Regions from separate parts of the Homo sapiens genome. Here region 2 is linked to region 1. The links are chromatin loops, found by intact Hi-C in ENCODE. Cell type or tissue: heart left ventricle. All regions are shown on one strand. Each heading gives the region's core, and the rest is flanking DNA. Links, peaks and the distances in the headings are about the cores only.

Evidence for each region. Peaks named below come from ENCODE experiments on the same cell type or tissue, not always from the same donor. Only the 100,000 strongest peaks of a DNase experiment are listed, where the experiment ranks them.
Region 2: a loop joins it to region 1, with 3 times the contacts of the local background. A loop is called at or near these places in 13 of 110 quality-filtered maps.

What each region holds. Positions count from the first base shown.
Region 1 is chr1:217,886,914-217,899,388 of GRCh38, forward strand. It overlaps LINC00210 (long intergenic non-protein coding RNA 210), which reads left to right and starts at 5,987. Exons shown (of 4, transcript NR_048550.1): 1 at 5,987-6,013. In heart left ventricle, for the core only: no CTCF peak of the experiment used is centred there; no DNase peak of the experiment used is centred there.
Region 2 is chr1:218,157,895-218,170,369 of GRCh38, forward strand. It overlaps LOC105372923 (a long non-coding RNA gene), which reads left to right and starts at 7,163. Exons shown (of 3, transcript XR_001738467.2): 1 at 7,163-7,348; 2 at 8,728-8,835; 3 at 10,434-10,725. In heart left ventricle, for the core only: no CTCF peak of the experiment used is centred there; DNase peaks (open chromatin) are centred at 6,347, 6,837, 7,147 and 7,517; H3K4me3 peaks cover 2,500 bases; H3K27ac peaks cover 2,437 bases; H3K27me3 peaks cover 2,500 bases.

The DNA.
Region 1 (12,475 bases), core at 6,675-9,174:
TGTCCTGCTGCTCTTTGGAGACCATGTCAGATCTACCACCTCATCAGCATTTATGAATATGTATTGTTTATATTAGCCACCGGTATACAAAAACAAAACAAAAGAAGCTTCATTCCAAAGAATGTTGACATTAATTCAGCTTCAGGACTTTACACAGACACAGAATGCTCTAAACAGCCAGATGGTATCCTGATCTTAAGGTTGGAAAAAAAAATTGATGGATTTTGATTTCTATGTACCTTTATGCCTGAGAGTCAATCAAGGGCTTTCTAGAAGATTTGACTGTGAAGAAAGGGTCTGAATAGGAAAAAAAAAACACAATGGCTAAACTTCCTGACATTAGAAGCAGCAGCAGGCCTACCATTCTAAATATTTAGCACCTACCACAAAGGAAAGTCAAATCCCCATATTGGCTAAATCTAAGGTGCCAAAGGTACTAACACCATCTAAGACCTTGCTGTGGAGATGACTGAGGCAGGAATGGGTAGGCATTTTAATAAAAATTCATGTATTTCAAGGGCTTAGATAATGTGAACTAAATAGATATATCTTCTTCCTTTGGAAAATTACTCTAAGGAAAGTTTATTTATTTATTACATTCAACAAATATTTACTGAGTCCCTTCTATGCCAGGCACTGTTCTATAAACCAGGAATATAGTAGAGGTGAAAGCAAACTCAAATCCCCAATCTCAGAGCTTACATTTTGATGACAGAGAGAGAGAGAGAGAGAGAATAAAAACTAAAGTAAAATGTACATAGACAGTAAGAAGTTCTAAGTAAATGTATATAGAGAGTGCTAAAGGGTAAGGAGAGGTATTGGGAGAAGGGTTAGAATTTGACATAAGGGAGTCAGGGAAGGTCTCCCTGAGAATGCTGATGCTGGAACCTACCATCTAAGACCTCGCCATGGAAATGACTGATGCAGGAATTGGTAGGCATGAGCTTATCTGGTCCCCAGATATGACAACGGAGAAAGTAAGAACACTTAGGAGTGGAGGGCAGGACATCAGACATTGGCACTGTGTGCTAATGTCAGCTGGGGTGCTAGCCGAAGGGCAGGTGTCTGCATCGGGCTTGTGCTGCATTATGATGTCATAGAGGAAGTGAGATTGGAGGAGCTCCTTGAAGAGAAGGCTAATGTAATCTGACTACACTGAAGTATTTCTCTGGAATAATAATTTTCTCAGGACAAGCAGTGTGCCCTTCCGTGGAATATATTAATTGAGTGCACACAAGCCAGTTTACCCTTCCAGTTCCTCACTCTCCCTAGCCCTTTTGCTCCTTCCACCCAGCCCCACTCCAAAGCCTTGGGGAAACTAAGGAGAGCTTCACTTAGACCTGTCCCATGTTTCCTGGTGGAGGGAGGGCAGAAGTAAGGGGCAGATGTCAGAGCTGCTAAGCCAGGGAAGAATAATAAGACAACCTGTTATGCCAGGTGCTTTCAATTTTCATTCTGCAAAGCCAAAAGCAGACACAAAGTTCTACCACCTTTACAAAAAAATGCTCATCTCCATTAATGGCTGGTAGCAGCCTGGTGTCACTCCTGTTTCCTATTGCTGTGAGACACATATGGCTATGGCTAGGACCCCACAAATCATCCAGTAAGTTCATTTTTATTAGTAGCTTCTGCTTAATTAAGGGATGCACCATGCTCCATCAATCAGCTTCTGTGCATTCGAGTCATCCCTAGTCACTCCATTGCTAATAGATGTAGTTCTTGTGCTTTAGGAAAAATAAAAGATCTGGGGCATATTGGCTCCAAAAGTCAAGGGAGATAATGATTCTGACAGCGGGAGCACTGCTGTGGCAATTCCTTTAAACATGAAACTGACTGACTACAGAGGCAAGTACATGATGTCTCTACTTTTCAAAGATAGAAGCTTTGATTCATTAGATCAGATGACTATAGATCAGATGTTAATATTAACATTTTAATATTGGTGTTAAACAGTATATAATAGATCAAACTAAGTTTTGCATTACTTAAAAAGGACATAATGCAAGATATATGAAAACCAGGAGGCAAAGTGCCATGGACAGGAATGAGATTGATATGTAAATGGTCCCTCACTTAAGATGGTTCGATTTAACAATTTTTCGACTTTATGATGGTACCCATGCGGCCATTCTGTTTTTCACTTTCAGTGCAGCATTTAATAAATTATATAAAGTATTCAACTCTTTTAAAATAGCCTTTGTGTTAGATGATTTTGCCCAGTTGTAGGCTAATGTAAAGTCTTCTGAGCATGTTTAAAGTAGGTTAGGTTAAGCTACAATGTTCGGTAGATTGTCTTCGACCCTCAATATTTTCAACTTATGGTGGGTTTATCCGTGATGTAACTCCATCCTAAGTAGAGGAGCATCTGTATATTTTTAATGCTTTTGCCTCCATTTAACTTCCTTATTCAAGGTAAGGCTCTAAGTTAGAACAACTGTTTATCTTTTTCCTGTGTAGGTTTCCAAAACTTTCAAAGTACATTCCATCCTCTTGTTCACAAATTCTGTACTTGCTAAAAGTTATTTGCAACTTCAAAATCAATACTGCTAGTGCTTTTGTAATCATTCGCGGACATCGCAGAGTAGCGAAAAATTTGAGTCGCTCTACCAGTACCTTCCGGCTAAGGTCCAGCAAGGACCTTCTTTCCCATCTCATGCAAAGCTGGCCAGAGGACAGGGACGGTAGGGGGCAGCGCAGGGTAGTGCAAGAAGGTCCTGCTCTGGGGACCATTTGGCGGGGTTTGAATCCCAACTCTGGCATCTGTGAGTGGAGGGCGTCTGACCAACCACCTAACACTTTTGGATCTCATGTTGTCTTTTGTAAAATAAAGAAAATAGAATCTATTAATATCAGAATGTGTTGGTTTTTGGCAATAAGACAATAAGCTATGTGAGATATATGTATTTGTTGTTGTTGTTGTTTTGTTTTTGAAACTGGAGTTCAGTGGGGCAATCTTGGCTCACTGCAGCCTTCGCTTCCTGGGTTCAAGTGATTCTTGTGCCTCAACCTCCCTAGTAGCTGGGTTTATAGGCATTCACCACCACTCCGGGCTAATTTTTTTACATTTTTAGTAGAGAAGGGGTTTCACCATGTTGCCCAGGCTGGTCTTGGACTCCTGCGCTCCAGATCCACCCACCTTGGCCTCCCAAAGTGCTGGGATTACAGGTGTGAGCCACTGGGCCAGGCCTGTACATATACTGTATTTCCCCTAGGAACAATGGTTCAGTAGGAATTAATTCAGTGTTTGTGCTGACTTTATAGAACTTAACTCCCATGAGTAATGAAAATCAATTGTAGTATCTTCCCCATTGGCAAATGGGTATGCAAAATATTTTTAAATTTGCATAAAAAGCCATAAGGGTAAGGAAAATATTTATTAAAATTGATTTTTTTAAGAAAAACTATGCAATTCTAAAATTGGCAAAAATATATAAACAGACACTTCCCCAAAAGAAGATATAAAGATGACAAATGTGTATATGAAAAGATGTTCTATACCTTTTGCCATTAAATAAATGTGACTTAAAACCACAATGATACCATACACACCTATTAGAATTATTAAAACCATAAAAATTGACAATAGCAAATGCTGACATGAATGCGGAGCAACAGGAGTTCTCATTCATTGCTGGTAGGGATGCAAAATGATATAGCCACTTTGGTAGACAGTTTGTTTCTAATATAGTTAAACATATACCTAACATATAACCCCAAATTCCACTCTTAGGGATTCACCCAAGTGAATTGAAAACTTATGTTTACACACAAGTCTGTACATTAATGGTTTATTCAAAACCACTAAAAAGTGACAAAAATCAAGATGTCTTTCAACAGATGAGTGAATGGTACACCCATCTAATGGAATACTAAAACAAATAAAGGATGAGCTGATTGATTTATGCAATAGCACGAAAAATCTTCAGTATATTTTTCTGTGTGAAAGAAGGCAAAACCAAAAGGCCACATAGTGTATAATTAATTTCATTTGCGTGATATTATGGAAAAAGGAAAACTATAGGGACAGAAAACAGATCACTGGTTGCCAGGAGATGGAGGAAGGAGGGGGTTAACTAAAAAGCAGCAACAGAGGAGAATTTTTAGGGTGATGAAACCATTCTTTCTGATAATGTTTTGGTGGATACATGACTCTATGGATTTGTCAAAACCCATAGAACAATACATTACAAAGAGTGAGTGTTTTTGTATTCAAAATTTAAAAAAATCAACCAGAATATTGGGGGTCCCAGGATGGAATGAAGATTGTATCTAAATATACAATCTTTGAATTACAAATACATTACAAATATACAGCATAATGAAGAGGAGAGGAAAAAGGAGCCAATCTAAATAACTTTGTAAAAATGGTGTTTGGGCTGACATTGTAAAGCTAAAGACAAAAACAAACAAAAAACTGTGCATAAACACTGTACTCTGATTGGTAAATTTGTTTCTCATAGGGGTATGGGTTATAAATTCTGAAACTAATTTACATGTTCACTATGGTTGAAAAAATGTGTAAAATAACTTGTAGATAAAGGGAGCTCACTTGCTTACTATTAGAGAAAAAAGTTGCAAATAAGCAGGTAGAGGTGCAGGGGTGGGGGTGTGGGAAGGCTGGAATAATTCCCATTGTGGTGGCTTAAATTTGGAGATGTCAGCTTGATTTCTTTTAACATATATACCAATAGATAAATATGAAGTAAATGTAGATATGTGTTTATACATGGGTTAATATACATCTAGTCTAGCCCTATCTCCTGAGATGACCTGAGAGCACTGATACCTCAGTAGCAATGAGCACACCTGGTACCCAGATCTTGATTTCTAAATACCATTCTACAATAAAAGGAACCAGGGCTTCTTGGAGAAATAACTGTTTCTAGACAAAAGAAAGAAATTGTAAAAAAAAAAAAAAAAAAAAAAAAAAAGTTAATAAAAAAGAAGGATGGAGACATGTCAAAAGAACTCCCAGGGCCAAAGCTAGAATGATTTGAGCAAGAAATAATAATGAGAGCATTGGATTGTAATCCCCAAAGTATTATTAACCCACAAGCCCACAAGTACACAATGATATGAATAAGTAAATGGGAAGAACAAGCAAATCTTCTTTACAGAAACATTCCAAATAATATAGGTAGAGATTATTCCTTCCAGGACATAGAGCTTAATTCCACTTTCCTATGTGGGCTAGACTTAGTGACTCACCTCCAAAGAATAAAATGTAGGAAGGGAAAAGTAGTAACTTTACAGGAAAAAAAACTTGGCAGATACCATCACCTTAACCAAATAATGAAAGTTAAAATCACCAGTGATAAATCGTGTTGTTCTCACATACCCATGATACAACGCATAGTCCACATCTCTGGTCCTTTTTCTAAAACCCTTAATCTCATTATAAAATAAAATTGAGGGGTATTCTATAAAATTCCTGACTAGCATTCTTCAAAATGTTGATTAAGAAAAAAGAAGGGAAAACTAAGAAACTATTACAGATTGGAGGAGAAAAGGGAGACATAACAAATAGATGCAATGTGAATTGGATCCTGGAACAGAAGGACATTAGTGGAGAACTGGTGAATAAAGTCTATAGCTTAGTTAAAGTATTATACCAGCAAGTAGAGTAGTCTTCTCTTTTTCTGCAAGGGATATATTCCAAGATCCCTAGTGGATGCCTGAAAACGAACACTATATATACTTTTGCAGTTTGAGGTGTGACAGTAAAACTAACATGAATTTCTTTTTCCTTCTTCACCATTTCACGGATAGAAGATTCATTCTTAGCATAGATCTTAGCAACTACAGCATACAATTTTTGTTCTTTCCTTATTAAGTAGAGAACTTTAAGATTTTCACTTAAAGGGAACACTTCTTTTTGGCATTTCCAAATTGCCAGCATCACTACTCTTGTGCTTTGGGGCCTTTATGATGTAAAATAAGGGTTATTGAACACCGGCACTGTAACACCACCACAGTCAATCTGATACTGAGATGGCTACTGAGTGACTAACAGGTAGGGAGCCTAGACAGTGTGGATACATTGGCCAAAGAGATGATTCACGTCCTGTGTGGGACAGAGAGAGGCAGTGTGAGATTTTATCATGCTACTCAGAATGGTGCACAATTTAAAATATATACATTGTTGATTTCTGGAATTTTCGATTTTGCATTTTCAGACTGCAGGTGACCACAGGTAACTGAAACCATGGGAAGTGAAACCCTGGGTAAGAAGGGACTACTGTATTAATGTCTTAGTTTTGGCAAATGTAGTACAATTTATGTAAGATGTTAACATTAGGGGAAGCTGGGTGTTATGGGAGCTCTCTGTACTCAGCAACTCTGTAAATCTAAAATTGTTCTAAAATAAAGAGTTAAATAAATACATACATATATACATACCTCAATTATATAAAGTGTTATCACTAATAGCTCGTTTTTCAAACACAATAGAAAAATATGTCGTAATGTCATGGGAGATTAGAAAAATGGGAGAAATAAATCAATATTATCCCCTTTAATCTATAAACTTTGCTCCTCAAATTATATTCCCTTTTTCTCCACTTTAGATGTTATCTAGGAAGGGGAGAAGCAAATATAAAGGAAGATGAGGAGTAGAAGAGAAACAATAAATGAGAGTGTAAAGATAATGGAAACCTTCAGAACTACAAACAATAGGCAATTTTTCCTAACAGGCCTAAGTGTTGATATGGTTCAGAAAAATAGAAATATTGAAGTCAATGAAGCCATGGAATACACAGGCCATTCAGAATTTGCCTGAAATCTATAAATAGGGAACTAACTCTACAGTCAACAACCACATACAGCATATATTGGCAAAGTTATTCTGGTCAGATGATGCACACAATGATATACATATATAAAACTATGTCAATATATATATGTGTATATATAACTATTCCATTGAATAAGACAAGTCATGGCATGTAATCACAAGCAACTTTATTTTCATCTCCTACTGTCCCTGTAAATGTATTCCACTGATCTAGATCTTCTGCCCTTGGGTGAGAGTGCAGGTTGTTCCCCTGACTGCTTTAGTCATGTTTAGATACTAAAAATTTCTGTAACCCTTTAAGCCACAAAACACAGTCTCATTTCAGTAAAGTGGCTCGTTCCTTGTAGTAATTAAAACTTAGAATTGAGGTGTCTCCATTTCCCTATCTTGGGTCTTCTCTAGTTGATTTCTTCTTGCTTTTCTCCTCCAACTCTTCTCCTCCTGTACCTGGTTAACTGCAGTGCCTGATCCTTCTAGTTTTAAAGACGGGAAAGATTAAGCACATTCTGGGAGTAAAATTTCATTATTTTTTTAATTTAAGGAAAAACATAAAGAAGGGAAAGAAAAGGGAAGAACAGGAAAGTTCTCACTTGATTGGTCATGTTGGGTGATGTAGCTTAACGCTGTGGGACTTGGCAGATGCTTCAGATGGCCCATTCTCTCTTGGGATCCTTAATGGGTTTTTTAATGACTTAATATCACAAATATATCCCTGCAGTGTTCTTGAATTCACCTCTATTCTGGCTGATCTTCTGTGACTCCTACAGCTGCTAGTCATCTGCGGGGCCACTTCTAGTTTGTTTCTTGTTGTTTTTTGAGACGGAGTCTCACTCTGTTGCCTAGGCTGGAGTGTAGTGGCGCGATCTCAGCTCACTGCAAGCTCCGCCTCCCGGTTTCTCCTGCCTCAGCCCCTCTAGTAGCTAGGACTAGAGGCCTGCGCCACCATGCCTGGCTAATTTTTGGGTTTTTGTTTGTTTGTTTGTTTTTTGAGATGGAGTCTCACTCTATCACCCAGGCTGGAGTGCAGTGGCTCGATCTCGGGTCACTGCAACCTCTGCCGCCCGGGTTCAAGCAATTCTCCTGCCTCAGCCTCCTGAGTAGCTGGGATCACAGATACATGCCACCACACCCAGCTAATTTTTGTATTTTTAGTAGAGATGGGGTTTCACCATGTTGTCCAGGCTGGTCTTGAAGCCCTGACCTCGTGCTCCACCCGCCTCGGCCTCCCAAAGTGCTGGGATTACAGGCATAAGCCACCGCGCCCGGGCCAATTTTGTAGATATGGGGTCTCACCGTGTTGGCCAGGCTTGTCTGGAACTCCTGACCTCAAGTGATCTGCCCGCCTCAGCCTCCCAAAGAGCTGGGATTATAGGCGTGGGCCATCGTGCCTGGCCTGCAGTTTGTTTCTTTTGAGGTCTTTCTGTCTCTCCAAGTGGTTTTCTAGGGTAAGATATGAGAAAATCCCATATTTACTCCCTATTGTAAATGACTCTTACGTAATTCACAAAAAATTATGCATTTTTTGCACTAAAAGTTTCTGGGAGGACAATTACTTCCAAACCTCAGCCTTCTGTTTTGCTACCACCCGCCATCTTAGCCAGCCTATCACTCTCTGTTTCTCAGAAATGACCCCTATTACAGTCTACTGTGACCCAACACTGCGTGGCTTATGTAGTAATTTCTCCAAGTTGTCTGTTAGAGTCTTACTGTTTTGGCTTGAGGTAAAAGAAAAATCCATCACCTGTTCTCTTTGGTGGGGTGGTACTCACAGCACAGCAACAACTCTTCCCTGAAATCCTCCTTCCAAAATCTGCCTCTAATCTCCTACACCTGATCCTTTTATACTCTCAATGTGAGTGAGAGAGTTAGGGGTTATGATGAGGGTTCTTACCCAACTATCTCAGTCAAAATTCTTATGTAAATATCCTATTAACATAGAAATACTTTTTGGTTTTTTGTTTTTGTATTTTTTTTTTTTTTTGCTTTAAATACTTACCCTGCCCTCCCCAAGTTCCGTTCATTCACAGAAAAATGAGTGTGCTTATGTCCCAGAGTACAAGATACTTTAGATCGGAATGAGTGTTTTTTTTTCCATTTTTTAAAATTACAAGTAATATTTAGACATTTTTAGGGCAGCATAAGTCAGTGATAATATCACTTGAAGAAATAGCCAAAAAAAAAGTTTCAGAAAATCTGCAGTGAATGACATGAGCATGCACAGGGTTAAAATTTGGCTTTTGTGCATTGGAACATACACCAATAATAGCATGGCCACTTACTCCAATCTTCTTTCATGCTGAGTGGTGCTAAGCCCTCTTCAAGGGATAACAACGCTAAGAGGCCTGTTGGGAAAACTGTTCAGTGGAGTCCAACACAGTTCACTTGAGAGGAAAATCAAATTTTCTCTCAGTCCTCGAGCAGTGAAAAGGTGGCACATTAACCCCCTGCATCCTTTCAATAATGTGGGAAGTAAATCTAAGTAACGCCGTACCATGAATGTGAGGCTACGTCGTCAAAAATACATAGGTCAACATTCTTCCCTGACATTTTTCTACAGTCATTTTATCCTCTCTGCATTTTATTATTATGATGGCTATTAAAGGGTCTTATATACTCTGTGGAAAGGGTGAAAAATTGCAGCCAAACATTGTATAGTTATTTTTGTAATATAAATAAAGGTGCGCTACAGTATTATATGTATATTATTATATACATTCATTATTAAACAAATATATTAAGAAACTTTTGTAGCAGAAGGGCGTATCTCTGGCCCTTTTCCCGCATTTATCCTTAGAGAGATATTCTCCCTAAGGGACTGTTTGAAGTTTTGCCACTTTTGGAAGAGAATATATAGATGGCATGATGTAGCCTTAAGCTCCCTCCACTTGCCATTCTTTGTGAATTGAGTTGGATTATGTCATTTCCCCTGATGCCCTGTAATGCAGCCTTAAGAATAATGACCCTGCAATGTGGCTCTGCTGAAAATGGCTTTTCTAGTGCCAGAAAAAATGATTCATACTTGGCTTAGGAGCCATTTCTGGAAACTGCCAGAACAAAGGACAGAGGCAATTCACTAGGGAGCTCCAGCATCATCCAATCCAATTTGGAAAAAGATGGCACATCACTAAATACAAACATTTTAATTGATATATTTATATATACATATACCTATATGCAAGCGTATGCCATGTACACATCTATTTTACATATAGATATTTATAATAACACAAATGTGTTTGTACATGCACATACGGTGTGTATGCATTTAAGGGCAGAGATGTATCAAATTGAATGCTATAGTTATTTCTCATTCCTTTATTTTAATTTTGTGTCTGAAATAGGTTAATACTCTCCTACGATGCCGCCAACCTGAAAATAGGAGCTTGGTTGAAATTGTAACTCTGCCATCATACATTCTCTTGTTCCCAGGAATTATTACATTAAAAAAAGACATACAAGGTTGTCTTGTCCACTTTAACTGCCTGCTGCCAAGTTCAAGAATCATCTGGCCACTTGGGTCGTCAATATTTGTAGAGGCAGAGATCTCCACCAGTTCTTGGGGAAGATGTATCCTCAGAGACCTTGTTAGGGAATTTGTCTCCACGTACCTAGGGAATGCCTTCTTGGCAGTGTCTTACATACCTCATTTGACCACCCAGTTCTCATATTCCTCCTTGGCTATGTGTCAAACTGCACATTTATTTTTCTTAATCTTCTCTCAAAAATCAATTCTCTGAGTCCCTTAATCATTTTTATTGATCTCTGTTGAATTTTCTCTAATATGATGGCACCTATCTTCTCCTGAAGTACAGGCATTTGCTGCTTTATTCATCCTCACCATTCCACATTCAGCTTCGGCTGGGTACAACATATAGTATGAAGGATGCCAGCTGATTTTTGTCTCATAGGACATCTACTTCCCATCATTTTGTGAGACTAAAAACACATTATAATGGGAACTTGAAGACATGCTTCTTGCATATGTTTTGTGTCTCCTGTTTTTTTTTTTTTTTTTCTCTCTAAATAAGATTCTGCTATGAATGTGAGTTAGTGTTTGGTGCATTTTTCAAGTCATGTCTCTGAAGTTTTAGGGCCACATATCTAACTTTCCATGTCTAATTCTACTTTCCATCTTTTTACTAAACTGCACTGCATGTCGGCTGAAAATTGTAAGTCTGTGTTAGAAGAGGAATAACATATAGATGTTTTTTCTAATAAAAAAGTCCTTATTTTGCAAAGGTGGCAAGCTTGTTGTACATGCAAATAATTTGTCTGAGAAGCAACTAGGAAAACTTGGGAAGTAACACGAGAGTCCCAGGTTCATTATTAGACCTGGGGAAGGGACAATTTAAATGAGAAGAACCCCTGGGTTGGGGGTGGTGTTGATGATAGGCTGTACGTGATAATTGCTACCATTTTGTGAGTGCTTACAAGGTGCTACTCTAAAGTTTTTTTCATATATCTTATTTAAACTTAAAATGTCTGTGAGAGACACAATTATTATGGTCATTTTTATAGATGCAGAAGCAAAGGCATAAAAACACTAAAAATGTGTGCAAAGTCAGTCTAGTAACTAAATTATCTGAATGGAGGACTCAAACCTAGGTAGTATGCTTAAGAACTCTCAGACCTAATCACTTCCTCTTCCTTCTATTTTTTTTTTTTTTTTAAGATAGAGTTTTGCTCTGTTACCCGGGCTGCAGTGCAGTGGTGTGATCTCGGCTCACTGAAACATCCACCTCCCGGATTCGAACGATTCTCCTGCTCAGTCTCCCGAGTAGCTAGGATAACAGGTGCATGCCACCACGCCCGGCTAATTTCTTTGTATTTTTAGGAGAGACGCGGTTCCACCATGTTGGCTAGGCTTGTCTTGAACTCTTGTCCTTAAGTGATCCACCTGCCTCGGCCTCCCAAAGCACTGGGGTTATAGGCATGAGCCACCGTGCCTGGTCTTTTTTTTTTTTTTAAATTGAGGCAAAGTCTCAATAAAAAGACAGTGGTGCAATCTCAGCTCACTGTAACCTCTGCCTCCCGGGTTCAAGCAATCCTGGGATTGTTTGTAGTATCTGGGGTTACAGGTGGGCGCCACCACACTCGGCTAATTTTTTGTATTTTTAGTAGATACGGGATCTCGCCATGTTTCCCAGGCTGGTCTCTAACTTCTGGGCTTAAGCGATCCACCTGCTTCAGCCTTCCAAAGAGCTGGGACTACAGGCGTGAACCACCATGCCTGGCCCCTAATCACTTCTTAGTGTCAGAAATATGCTTGCACTTCAAAAATCTAGGTAAACTCAGGTAGATGATCAGTGATGTATCCATCCCAGCCTTGGTTATCAAATATATATTTGTGAAGCTTTGAGAGTCAAGTTGCAAAGGCTATTACATCAACTAAGGATTGTTTAGAGAAGTAGACAACTCTGGCTGAAAAAATAAATTGCTAATTATATGTGACTTTTAAAAATGTTTTCCTTTAGTTAACTTCTTACTAGTAATTTTAAAAAACCAACTTAATAATTTATTAATGCCTCTTAGCATGGCACTTGTATACATATGTAACTAACCTGCACATTGTGCACATGTACCCTGAAACTTAAAGTATAATAATAATAAATTTAAAAAAAAGAAAAAAAATTTTTTACTTGCTGAATGATAGATTAACTTTCATCCAAAACATATTCTTAA
Region 2 (12,475 bases), core at 6,275-8,774, 270 kb after region 1:
CTAAACCCAGGGACTGAATTCCCTTGATGGTATATTTGGTTCAGGGATAGACATATGAAATTTACTAGGGTTTGGCTAAAATGCTGAGACAAAGATGCACTTTCTTTTCCAACTGCACAAACAAGCATGCAGGTCTAGGAGCTGTTGGAAAACATCTTGGAACTATGAACAAGTTAGACCTAGGATGAAACTGACACTCCTGTAGGTAAGGTAGAAAGAAGGAAGCATATGAGACATGCGATGAATCACTAAGATTCTCAATTAGGTCGTTTCCAATGCCAGTCTAAAGACAACTCAGTTTTGTAAGCTAAGTATTCTCTTTAGGTTTTGGCCAGTTTCTGCTCCTTGCAACAAAACCGCCATCATATTCTTTGAACAAATTTGCATTTGCAATAAATAGACACCGCTCATTTTGGCTTTTCTATGTTTTTGAGCAAGCAATTATTTTCTCTCCAACAACGTTTCTTGAGGGTACAACAATATCCATTGGTTCTTCTGTTTTCTTCCTTGACCACTGTGCTGGTACAGAGTAGACAGTCAATACACATTCAGGGTTTGACTCCTGGCTTTGACTTATGCTTTGTCCTCCTTGACAAAGACATCATCTCTTCAGGCAGTAGCACCACATGCTTTATGACCTGCTAGCTCCATTGATCGGGCATGATCTATTGCAAGTTTGTTCAACCCGCGGTCCATAGGCCGCATGCAGTCCAGAGTAGCTTTGCATGCAGCCCAACACAAATTCGTAAACTTTCTTAACACATTTTTTTTTGCGACTTTTTTTAAGCTCATCAGTTATCATTATTGTATTTTATGTGTGGTCCAAGACAATTCTTCTTCCAGTGTGGTCCAGGGAAGCCAAAAGATTGGACACCCCTTCTCTACTGTAATGCAGTACAGAAGTCATTTTCATCTCCTGTATCAAGAAGGAGATTTACAGACAGAAGAAGTGATTAAGAATTCTCTAAGCAGATTTTTACATATTTTGTTAATCATTCAACTAATATCTGTTGATCAAATCTGTGTTACATTGCCTTTTCTATTATGGGCATCTCAATCTTGACTGATTGGCTAACGTATTTCCAAAAAATGATACATGTCATTTTGTCAAATACCAACTACTGTCCAGACTATTTTTTTATTTCTCCACTGTTCCTGCTGTTCTGCCACCTCCTTTGCGATCCAGGGTAGGAAGTGATATACACAAGAAAACAGGCTTGTAATCAACCCTCAAAAACGATGGCTGGTTTGTCAGAGCCTTTAGGGCTACACATATACACTAGTCACTAAAACCAAAATACCAAACAACTACTGCATGTAGACATAACTACTTAACACACTCATGGTTTATGTTATTTAAACGAATATAGGAAATGTTTGTACATTATCTCAACTTTAGAGACTTCATCTTAAGCAAGTTACAGAGAGTTATAAATGTAATTTAGACAGAGGTCCAAAGCTCTGAGACTTTCTAGTCAATTTCGTTTCTCATATAAGAAATATTTTCTGATAGAAACCTACTTAAAATAGAAGCTATTTCAGGAAAATACATTTCTGAGAAAGACTAAAACATCTTGCTACACTCTAAGATAGACGTTATCAGTCTTCATTATGCATAAGAATTGTCTTTGAGCTTGTAATACAGAACCCTGGGTGCCACTCACAATGAATCTGATTCCATAGGTTGGGGCAGAGCCCCAGGTAACGAGATGCTTGCTAATACGGCTAACCTAGGGTCCATTTTAGTAGCACTGTCCTGAATGCTACCCTGCCCGAATTCTCTCACAATAGTGGCAAGTTTACATTTTTTCAGCTTTTCTGCCAAACGAGATTATCACTAGGGCAAGTAAGTTGTAAGTATAGAATTGGAAAATCAAGTTTCTAGCTAAATGCTTTTTATTTTATTCAACTTGTTTACATGATTTAGCATTGCAGCTCTAGTAATTTTTTAAAATTATCCTTTAGCTAAAAAGAAAGCAGTAAGTCTAAAATTCCAGGTTCATGAACTGGGTTGAATGGGTACTTGTATCCTGATTTGGTTATATGTTATTTGTCTTTTTCTCAGACAGGCACTTGAGTTCTGTCTTTTTCGTATTCTTGATATTACTAATTACATTGCTGTCACTTGAGAAATACTACTATGTATATTATTAGTAATGCTACTACTAATAAATCACTATGCCAGTCTACTTCAAAAAGTTTCATTAGCAAGCTATGTGCACGATACCTTTCAGGGGGAAATAAAAAAGCTCGCCTTATAAGCCATGAAGAATCAAAAGCTGCAAGACATTGAAAAATAACAGCACTGAGATCTACTGGGGTGGCGGGAAGGGATGTAGAAAGGTGAGAATTGTGACTTTCCAACAGAGAGCTCAATCATGTTGTTTCCTTAGGTAGCTGTCTCATTGGCTTACTCTGTTTACTTAGAGATCTATTTGTAAAGGTATTGTTCTAGATGTCAACCAAAAGATCCTTCAGGAGCATTGAACCTGATAATCAGTGTCTGCAGCCCTCAAAACACAAAACTTGAAACAAATAGAAAAGTGGAGTTTCATAATTCAAGCTAACCAAAAACATTTTCAAGCTTCAACTTTTCAAGTTTTATTATATTGTTGTTCATCCTTCACTCCTACCAGCATAACATTATAATATTCTTTCAAGAATGCCATCATATGTGGGTGTGTGTTTGAGAAAAAGGTAGAAATGTCATTTTTATTCACTGAAGGATACCACCTATTATTTAGAGGTAAAACCTCTCCACTTCTCTTCCTTCTGAGTTGTTTCAAAGAAAGAGCTGAAAGGACAGAGAAAATGTTCCCCTGCTGCAGCATCTGGCTCTGGTTGACTCACCTACTGGCCACATTGGCAGCTTTGGGTCTGCTTTTTAGGGTATTCCTCGTATAGGCAAAAAAGATGAACTTGCCCTTGTGTGACGATATCTCATTTGGCTTCTCTCTCAATTTGGGGGGTCTATATCAATATTTAAATAAGATTGTAAAAAGCCCATCATGAAAAGGACAAACACATACATATACCCAATGCCAAAGATTTTTTTCTCCCACTCACAAAGTTTGTTTCACTTAACCATAGTCATCTTTCATCCAGTATCCATTTTATTCGTAAGTCATAAATGCAATTCAACGCAAACCTGAAACTGACTCGTATTTAAAAAAAACACTGCAGGTTTCTCTCTATGTATACACAAAAGTTATTTCTTCTTGATTAAGAACCTTCATGCAATGGTGTTATAAGGTAGAGGACGTTTTTCATCTAATAATAATAAATGACACACCAAAGGAACATTCTGTATCATGAACACTTTATAACCACAGTTCTTGCTTGATGGTTAACGTAAAACAAAATGGACAAGAGTTAACTATGAATCTAGTAGTCTAATGCTAATTACAATAAAATGATAGGTATTTTAAAGTTGTCTTTTTATTTTAGTGTCTTAAAATATACTGTCATAATAGCTAAAATAATTAAAAGCTCTCCAAATAATAAAATGCTGATTTTCTAAAACATTGCTCTAAATAAAACAAATGTGCATTTTTAAAGATAATGGTCAGTATTATTTGTATTTACTATATGTACCTAAATACAGCAATCCACACATTTACTCAGCATTATGCTCATTTAAATAATGTCTATTAATTTTTTAGCCATTGAAAGCTTATTATTAATATAAAACTTTTAATATTTTGTCCCTTTTCATTCTAATTCTTATAAAAAAGAGAAAATGGCAATATGAATTACCTTTTATTAATGTTTCTTTATAAATGCTACTTATATAAACATTTACTCCAAATGATTATGTGGACGCTCAGAATTTTAAATTGTTGTATTTTCCAGATCATTGCTGTAATAGGGAAAATACGAAAAACCAAAAATGCCTTGTAGATTGTAGGTCTGTTTTCTAGGAAGCTAAAATGTTTAATCCTTCTTTTCTTTGGGTGTAATTTGTCAGTTTAAGAAAAATAAAGGATAATTTGATGTTTGGTAACAATTTAGTTGGCAAATTTCTCAGAGAAATGTAGTAGCATTTGCTGCAATTATAAAATGGAGATGTGTTGATAGAATGCTCTGGTGTCAAAAAAATTGGGAACATTTTAAAGGCCATTTCATTTCCCACTCCTATCATTTTAAACAATCTATCAGGCTGTATGTAAAAACCACAAGGAAAAATATTAAAGCATTGCAGTGGGTGCATGAACATCTGTGGATATCATTGAAAGCCACTTAATAATCCCAATGAAAGAAGTTTTACATCTTAAAATCTGAGACCTCCTTATGCAAATCATTTTGCCTTTAGCCATTTCAAAAAGAAATGAAGGACCTAGAGGATTTTACAGTTTTACATAACACTGGTGAGATGGTTGCCAACTTTGATCTTACATTAATTAGTTAAGATCTTGACTGATCATAGCAACAGCTAACTCAAAAATCTGGTCCTCAGCTAAAATGAAAAATAGCCACAATCTAACACGATAAATATTTCTGCTTTATTTTGTATTGTATTCTGTATGTTTAGTGTATTATTGAATGACAATAACAAAACAAAATTTGTCGTGTAGTAAAGTGCTTTGCAATGATGTAAGTGCATTTTTTAGCCTTGTTATATAGAAATCAATCTCAATATGGGTATAAACCAAAAATGTTTTGGTTTTCTTCTGTTTAAAGACTAAGATTTAAGGAAATAACTCTACATACTTAATGTAATTATGGGAAATTAGGTTGTGGGTGTACTTCTGTAACATATCAACTCTAAATGAAATGAAATCTATTGCGTTACCATTGGCTGTTTTGTTTTTCCCAGAATGAAGTTGTCTCTAAGATAAAGCTTAAAGATATAGTTAACTTTTAGAAAATATGACCTTTCTATTATATATGAGAAACTAAAATTTAAAACTCACTAAACAGCCAATCCCTGCAAAGCATTTCCTTTTCCCTACAGGTAGTATGAAATGGAGCCCAAATGACAGGACCCCATCTGAGCCTCCCCAGCTCCCCTGGTCTGCACAAACCCACTCTATCAATCATGGCAGGATAATGCATAGAGGCTGCACCTGTGACAGGAAATGATTGAGTGCTGAACACAGGGCCTGCTTCGCCTGTCGCTTTGTGCATTTGTATTTCTCCAGGGCCGGTCTGAGAATTTTCAGAACTTGGGGGCAGGAGATGAGGGATTCCTATTGTATTTTGAAAAAGAAGGAATAATGCATTTTAATTATCAAGACATAACACAAAAGAGAAATTAGGCAGTAAAATGCCCTGGTCCACTCAGGTGTGTGAGAGCATCCGGGTAGCACAGGATGCAATATTATTAAGCTGTAATTTAGTTTAGATAAGCAGAGGATGCTGAGCATGGCTATTCTTTTGGAGATGCCTGATTCTCTAGTCGCAAAACAGACATTTGTTCCTTTATGATCACACACACACAAAGAACAAAAGGTCCAGGCTCACCTATTGTCCACAAAGACTGTAGAACCTACCTAACTTATTTGAGGACAGCAGCGAAAAAAAATACTTTTTAATTTTCTAAGTTCTTCCTGATGTTTTTTGGAAACCTCTGTTTTACTATGACGATCTAGTTATTTACATGGTTTGAGGTAGTGCCATAATCTGTTTTTAAGACATTGTAACTGTAGTGTAGTTTTAAATAATTTTCTGCTGATTCAGCCACTTACCGAAAATATATGTGGTGAAACCATGAAGTTTCTATTTTACAGTAGTCAATATTTTATTCGAGTTAATCCTTCTGCGTAGGATATATTTTTCCATTACACCAGTAAAAATATTGATAACATATTTTATTGTGCACTTTGTTCACATAATTCGAGTCTGCGTTTCTAAAATGACTAATTACTTTTATTTAAAAAATAACATTATCTATTAAAGAATGGTGACAGTAGGGACTAAACAAAAAGTAAAAACTCCAAAACTCTCCCCACCTAGGGTGTGGGGTCGGGGGAGGGAACGGTAACAATAAAAACAACATCTGAATATGTAAACTCAGTTTCTCGGGTTAGAATTTGCATTTTTGTCAGAACCAGAATTCACTGTACAGGACATCATCACATGCTCAGACTTCTAAAACATTTCGTGGAAGAGAGTAGACTGTTTACCGGATGCCCTTCTATTTTTGCCGTGCAGGATTAGTACCTTCTACTTCCTTAAATGTAGGCAAATAAAATTACGGAGAAATAAAATGACTGCAGCCTTTGAGCGCTGGTTTGTCCTAGGACAATCGGATTTCACCGGGTAACGTATATGCAAACAGACACGTCCCGTTTATTTCATTGTTTGCACTGCGGAGACTCTCCGCCGCTCTCCACGCCTTTGTTGACCTACCGCCAGCAAAGTTGTGTGGTTATAAATAGATAGAGGCAGCTGATTAAGAAGCGGGGGGAGTGACTTTCTCTGGGCTCTTACGGATCAATCACCGCTAAGGGGATGCAGGTTGAGGGGAAGGAAGAAAGTAAATCGCGGGGCAGTTTGACTAAGTGAAACCCAATTCCTTCGCCCCAAAGCTGTGGTGGCCAGACGTGCGCGACCCTCTAGACCCAAAACAGTTTTAGTCAGCAACGGGTCATCAGCAGGACCGAGAAGACTGGGTGGGAGGTCTGGCCGGTCCGAAATAGGGAAGAGGTGCGGGCTCATCACCGAGGCGGTAGGGCTCGGCTTATGGTCTAGAGCCTTGAGGCGCTCCCGCGTGAGCCCCGCTGCTTCCAGTCCGCCCTCGCCTGGCCCGGCGCGGGTCGCTCCCTCCTCCCCGTCCTGTTCCGCACTTTACCCAGCAGGGGTCCCAGGTCGAGCAGGGCCAACCCTGCTCGCGCAGCGCCGGACCCCTCCCCGCTGCCCGGGGTGCGGCGGCTTCCCTCCGCCCAAACGGGGGGTGTCTCCTCCATCACCCCTGCCGCGGCTTCCCAGTCGGAGTCGCGCTGCGGGGCGAGGGAGGCTCGCTCCTCCGCGGCCGGGGCCTGGGGGTGCCAGTGCGCCCCCGAGTGAGCGGGTAGGGAAGCCGAAGAGCCGCCGACCCGCTGCGCGCCCTCCAGTCCCGGGCGGCGCCGGGACCCAGAGCGGCCCCAGCCCGCGCCCCAGCGGGGACGCGAACGGCGTCTCGGGACGGCACCTCGCCGGGGCCTTGCCCTGTCCCGCCGCGTCGCGGCCTCTCCGCACCCCACGTCCCGGGAGCCGACCGGGAGACTCTCACGGCGGAGTTCCACAGACCTCGTTAGGTTAAAGGAACCTCGCCTTGCCCCCCACTAATCGGCTAGAGAGGGAGGCCGGCGAAACAAAAGCCGTAGAGGAAAATTAAGCGACTTCCCCCTCGGCGGGGAACTTGGAGGTGGGGGAGCGGGGAGCGGCGCGGGGCGCAAGGAGAAGGAAGTGCTGAGCTGGGTTGCCGACGAACCCCGGGCAGGGGGAGGTGGGGGGCTGCGGCAGAAGAAAGACAAACATCTGGGGATCGGACCATATGCCGGAGCTTTGTCTTGTCCTTCAAAGTTCGGCTGCCCTTGAAGTGATTTGTCAGGCGGCCCACGGGTGACAGGGAGGATGTGCAGCGGGGAGCGGGGGCGGGACATGCCGGGGGGAGCGGAGAGGGCTAGAAGAGAGGGGAGGAAGGGGGGACGCCAACAAGAGGGGGAGCAAAGTGACCCCGCCGCCCGAGGAACGGTAGAAACCGGGATCGCGGAGGTGCGAGCCCGAGCCCGGGAGCGGAGCGCTTCCCGGGGAGACGCCAAGACGGCGAGAAAGGAGGAGCGGGAACGCAGAGGTTAAGCGGAGGGAAGGCCGAGGAGAAACAGCCAGAGGACGGGAAGGAGGAAATAGACGGGGAGAAGAAACTGAAGATTAGTCGTTGAGGTGTATTAAGAAAGAGGACATGTCGCCTATTTTAGGAAAAGTGGCTTTGAGCTCCCCCCGCACCCCCACCATTTTTTCTTTCTCTTTTGCCCGCCAACCGCTGAACTGATTAGACTGTAATTAAGGCCATAAAGCCCTCAGATTATACACCTGTTTATTCACTGAAGTCGGGGTCTCATCAAGCAAATTAGCTGCTTGCAGGCTACACATTGGGCCTCGAGCTTGCCTGATTAATGAAGTTTATTGGGAGCTGTTAAAAGCATTAACTGGAGAAAATCTCAGCAATTCGTCATATTTAAGGGATGAAAATTAAATCTTGCTATGCAAATGAGAAAAAAATTTTAAACCATCTTTGGGGGGTTACTGTCTGCATATTATTTTGCTTTAAAATTCTGTTCAGGAAATAGGAATTAACATGAAATATTATTTGCCCTTAAAGTTATCAAAAATATTGAATCGCACCTTATGTGGCATTGTGGGGAGAGAAAAAGAAAACATAAGGAAATTCCCATATAGTCCGTTTCCCAGTGCAAAGAATTTTCTAAGACACCTAATCACAAAGCCAACTTTCACGAGAAACCCAGTTTTTAAAATTAATGTATCCAGTTACAGAATGAGATTTGGGAGTAGTCCTTCAAGGGGTTTAATGTTTGATGGTGGGTGGGGGGGACGATGAAATCAGCAGAGAGAGGAGGGGAGTTCATGTAAGTGCCCTGGATAAGGAGCACGTGTGAGAATGGCAGAAAAGCAGTAGAGTGGCAAGAAAAAGTATCCAAAATGAATCAATACTCTCATAAACTGGCTGTAGAAAATGTTTCTGTACAGTGTTTTTTACTGTAACCACTATGGTTCTTTGGACAGGTCGGGGAAGGTGTGATTATGAAAATAAACAAGGGAAGTGAGGGAAATATAACCAAGTGGAAAAAGGAAATGGAGTGCAAATTGAGAACATAATCCAGAATTCGTAAAGTATGTATTTACTTTAGGTGCTGCTTGGTAATATTGCCACACAAATGTTTATTAATGGTTGCAATTATATAAGTGACGGGAGAGTGATTTCAGTACATTCATTATGCTTGAAAAAGGGGGGAATCTCTTTTCTACAAGAGTAACAAGAGTACATATATAAATGCCTTCTGTTTCAACAAAATATTGAAAATAAAAACGTAGTGAATAAATTATTTTAGTTAACGAAAAGCTTATTGTAATGCCAGTCTTTCCAGATTTATTTTTAAGTCTTTTCTATTATTTTTTCTAAGGACATTTTAGATATCAGTGGAGTTTGAAATGTCTGACTGATATTTGTTTCAGGACAGTGTATGTTTTATAATTTCAGTAAGATATATAAAATAGAGTATATGAAATAGAAACTCTGAGACAAAAGAGAGCGGCATAACTAATAGAAAATTAGGTAATTTTAAAGAAAATTTATCTCATAATATTCACCTCTAATGGATTCGGTTTTAAAGTATTTTATAGATCTTTATAGTTATTCTCACTAATATTGTACTTCAAAATTGATTTTCTGGTTAATTTTAAATTTTTTATTTTAAAAAACTTAAAGCATTGAGATTTACTAATTTATCTTCCCTGAATGAAGTTACTTATAGTTGGCTAAAGAAAGTCACAGTAATCATTCATATTAATATTTCTATTTTAAAGGTTCGAAAAAACTTTCAAATTTATACATTTCTCCCCTTTGGTGTGGGTATAATACAACTTTGTGAAACTAAAATTTGTAAATTTAAAGTCTAGAAAACCTAACACCACCACTTACAAACATAGATAACCTTGAAAAATAGTCGTTTGTCTTAATCTTTAAAATTCTTTAAATTATTTATTATCTCCTAAAAACTTCAATACATTCTAAATTTGAAACACAAATTCCCTTTTGTTTCTACAAATATTAGGTACTAATTATAAAATGATTATTTTAAACAAAGGAACTGTAAACATTTTTATTTTAATATTGGAAATAAAAAATCATCTAAAATATAGTTATTGGTAAGGATGAACAATTCTTGATACGTGCATCTGATACTATTCCTTGGATTATTAGAACACAGTTTTCACTAAACTAACTATTAAAGGGTTATTCAGTAAAAGGAACACATATGTAAATTAAATACATTTTTGCTCAAGCAATACAAGTTTTGAAAAGAACAGTTCTTCCTATAATTTTGAAGTAACTTGAAGAACAACAGTTATCCTTTGTGCTGAAATCAGTCGTTTCTCAGGACTTGACTTTACTTTTAATATTTAATTTAAACATATAAGTGGGAGAATAGAGATGAGTAAATTATCTGAGGGTATTTTAAAAATACATTTTGCGTAAATACATTTTAAAATATTTCATATCTCACATTTTTAAGATTAGAACATTTTAAAATGATCCTATGCTGATCTTAGGATACTTGTCACTGTGGTATCCAGTGTCTAACGGTTCATTTAAAATATGGATATTTTTGTACAAAGATAATTTGCCTTTAGAGTGTACAGTCATACAGCGTGGGCTTCTGAGCTACTAATGGGTATCTGTTATTGTCATTTGTATTTCTGATCTCTAGAGTGGTATGGATAAAGAAGGTCAAAATGGTCTCTGATGAAAAGAAACTTTTAAAATGCTTGGAAAAGTTAATGAATTAGATTTCCCTGCACTTGAAGATATTAGGATTGGGAGATCAAGACTCCCATCAGCCAAATCAAGAATATTCACAATTGACAGGAAAACTCAAAGTTTCTTTTTCCCCACCAGAGAAATGTCTCCCACCCCCATAGCTAAACAGTGGTAAGTCATAGAAATGATTATATTAGCTTAAAGAGAATGTTTCCTAAGCAATAAACTTCAAGTGCACACAACCTAGTTTTTATTTTATTTATTTCATGTAGTTTGTCATAAGTGCTTGAAAATACTTCTTGCAAAAATGTCCTTTTTAACTTTATAAAACTTGTTTTCTGCTGTGGATAAAATTACTATGTGATAAACTATAGTTTTTTTTTAAAGTCTTTGCAGCAATAATGAAAGTTCAATGAAAAGAACATAACTAGAAGCGATGTGCAACACCCCTTTATTTTTAAATAGCCTTTAAATGATTTACGAAATAAAAATGCTAGTTCAGTTTCCCTTAAATAACCAGTATTTCACCAAATATTTTCTGCGTTCTTAAATGTTCAAAATATTAGCATATAAAAATAATTCTCTCTATGTGTTCTTTAAGACCCACTGCATTTTTATCAAAGCCTTCAAAAAAATGCAGTGTTCTAAGACATAGTTTAATATGATCAGTTGGTTTTAAAAATGTATTCTTTAATTTTTATGGAACAGTATATGAAATAAAGAAATATGGCATATACCTTTGAAGATGAGTCAGGATTTCAATAATATTTAGTAGGTATCCTTAATATACTACATTTCATATTTTGGGTTCTTAGAACTGAGAGCTTCTTTGTAGAAGCTGACTTAAATATTAGAATTTATAGTTCAAACCTGTGTTTTGGTTATTTTAATACAGTAAAATTATTAATGGAAAAATAGGTGCATGAAGTTAATAGTTGACAACAGTGTCATTCTCAACCATGCAAATATTGCTCAAAATGAAATACGTTTTATTGTATATTTCCAGGGCAGCCTTTTGAGTCTAGAAAGGTCAGTAACAGGATTTTATTTTGATACATGATATGACCTAATTATTTCACATGTTGCAGAAATCCGAAGTGGGTAGAGCGTGCCTTTTTTTTTTCTTTGAGGTAAGTCTAAATTGCAACAGCTAAAATGCCTTCCTATAACTGTAATGAGATCAGTGGGTTTCAAGTATGGAATGAATCAATTATTGTAAGCAAAGCCCCTGCGTAAATCATGGAATGCCAAACCAACCTCAGGATTATAAAATGAATCTGTGACAAGTATTCAGGGTTTCCACATAGTCTCAATAATGAGAATGAAGTACCTAGTATTAAGTGAAAGCAAAATTTTATTCCCTTACTAAGGAATACATGCATATCTATTAAAAGAGGCCAGATTGAATGAAGCTTTTTAAAAAGGGTATCTAAGCAGCATTAAAGATAGAAATCTATGATAAATATGTATAGTTTATATTAAAAAGAGAAAGATGCCAAAAGCACATTGAATGAAATGAGTGAGACATAACTATGTTAACGGAAAAATAATAAAGTAGTTCTTTATATTTTTATTTTAATAAAACTTTTTAAACAACAACAATCAAAAGATTATTATAAAAGAAATCAGGACTACCACAGTCAGTCTTAGCAATTCTTGGAATTTGATGTCTCTCAACTGGGAAGAATAATAGAATGTAAACTTTTAACAGAAGTGAAGACAGGAAAATGTCAATTGTATTATTTTTGATGTACTGCTGTAAGGCAGACAGATTCTAAAAGGCTTGGGAGATTTGGCTTAAATCAGATAGTTCCCTCCTGCACACATTCCAGCAGTCTCCTTGCCTCTTTCTTTTCCTTTCCTTTAAGATAACTGTATCACATTAATTTGCTGTAACTAGTTGTTTAGTAGCTTTACAATTTACCATTGTTAATGCCAAGTCAGAAATGTAAATAATAGTAGCATGTTTACCAGTTGTTGCCAATTTACTAA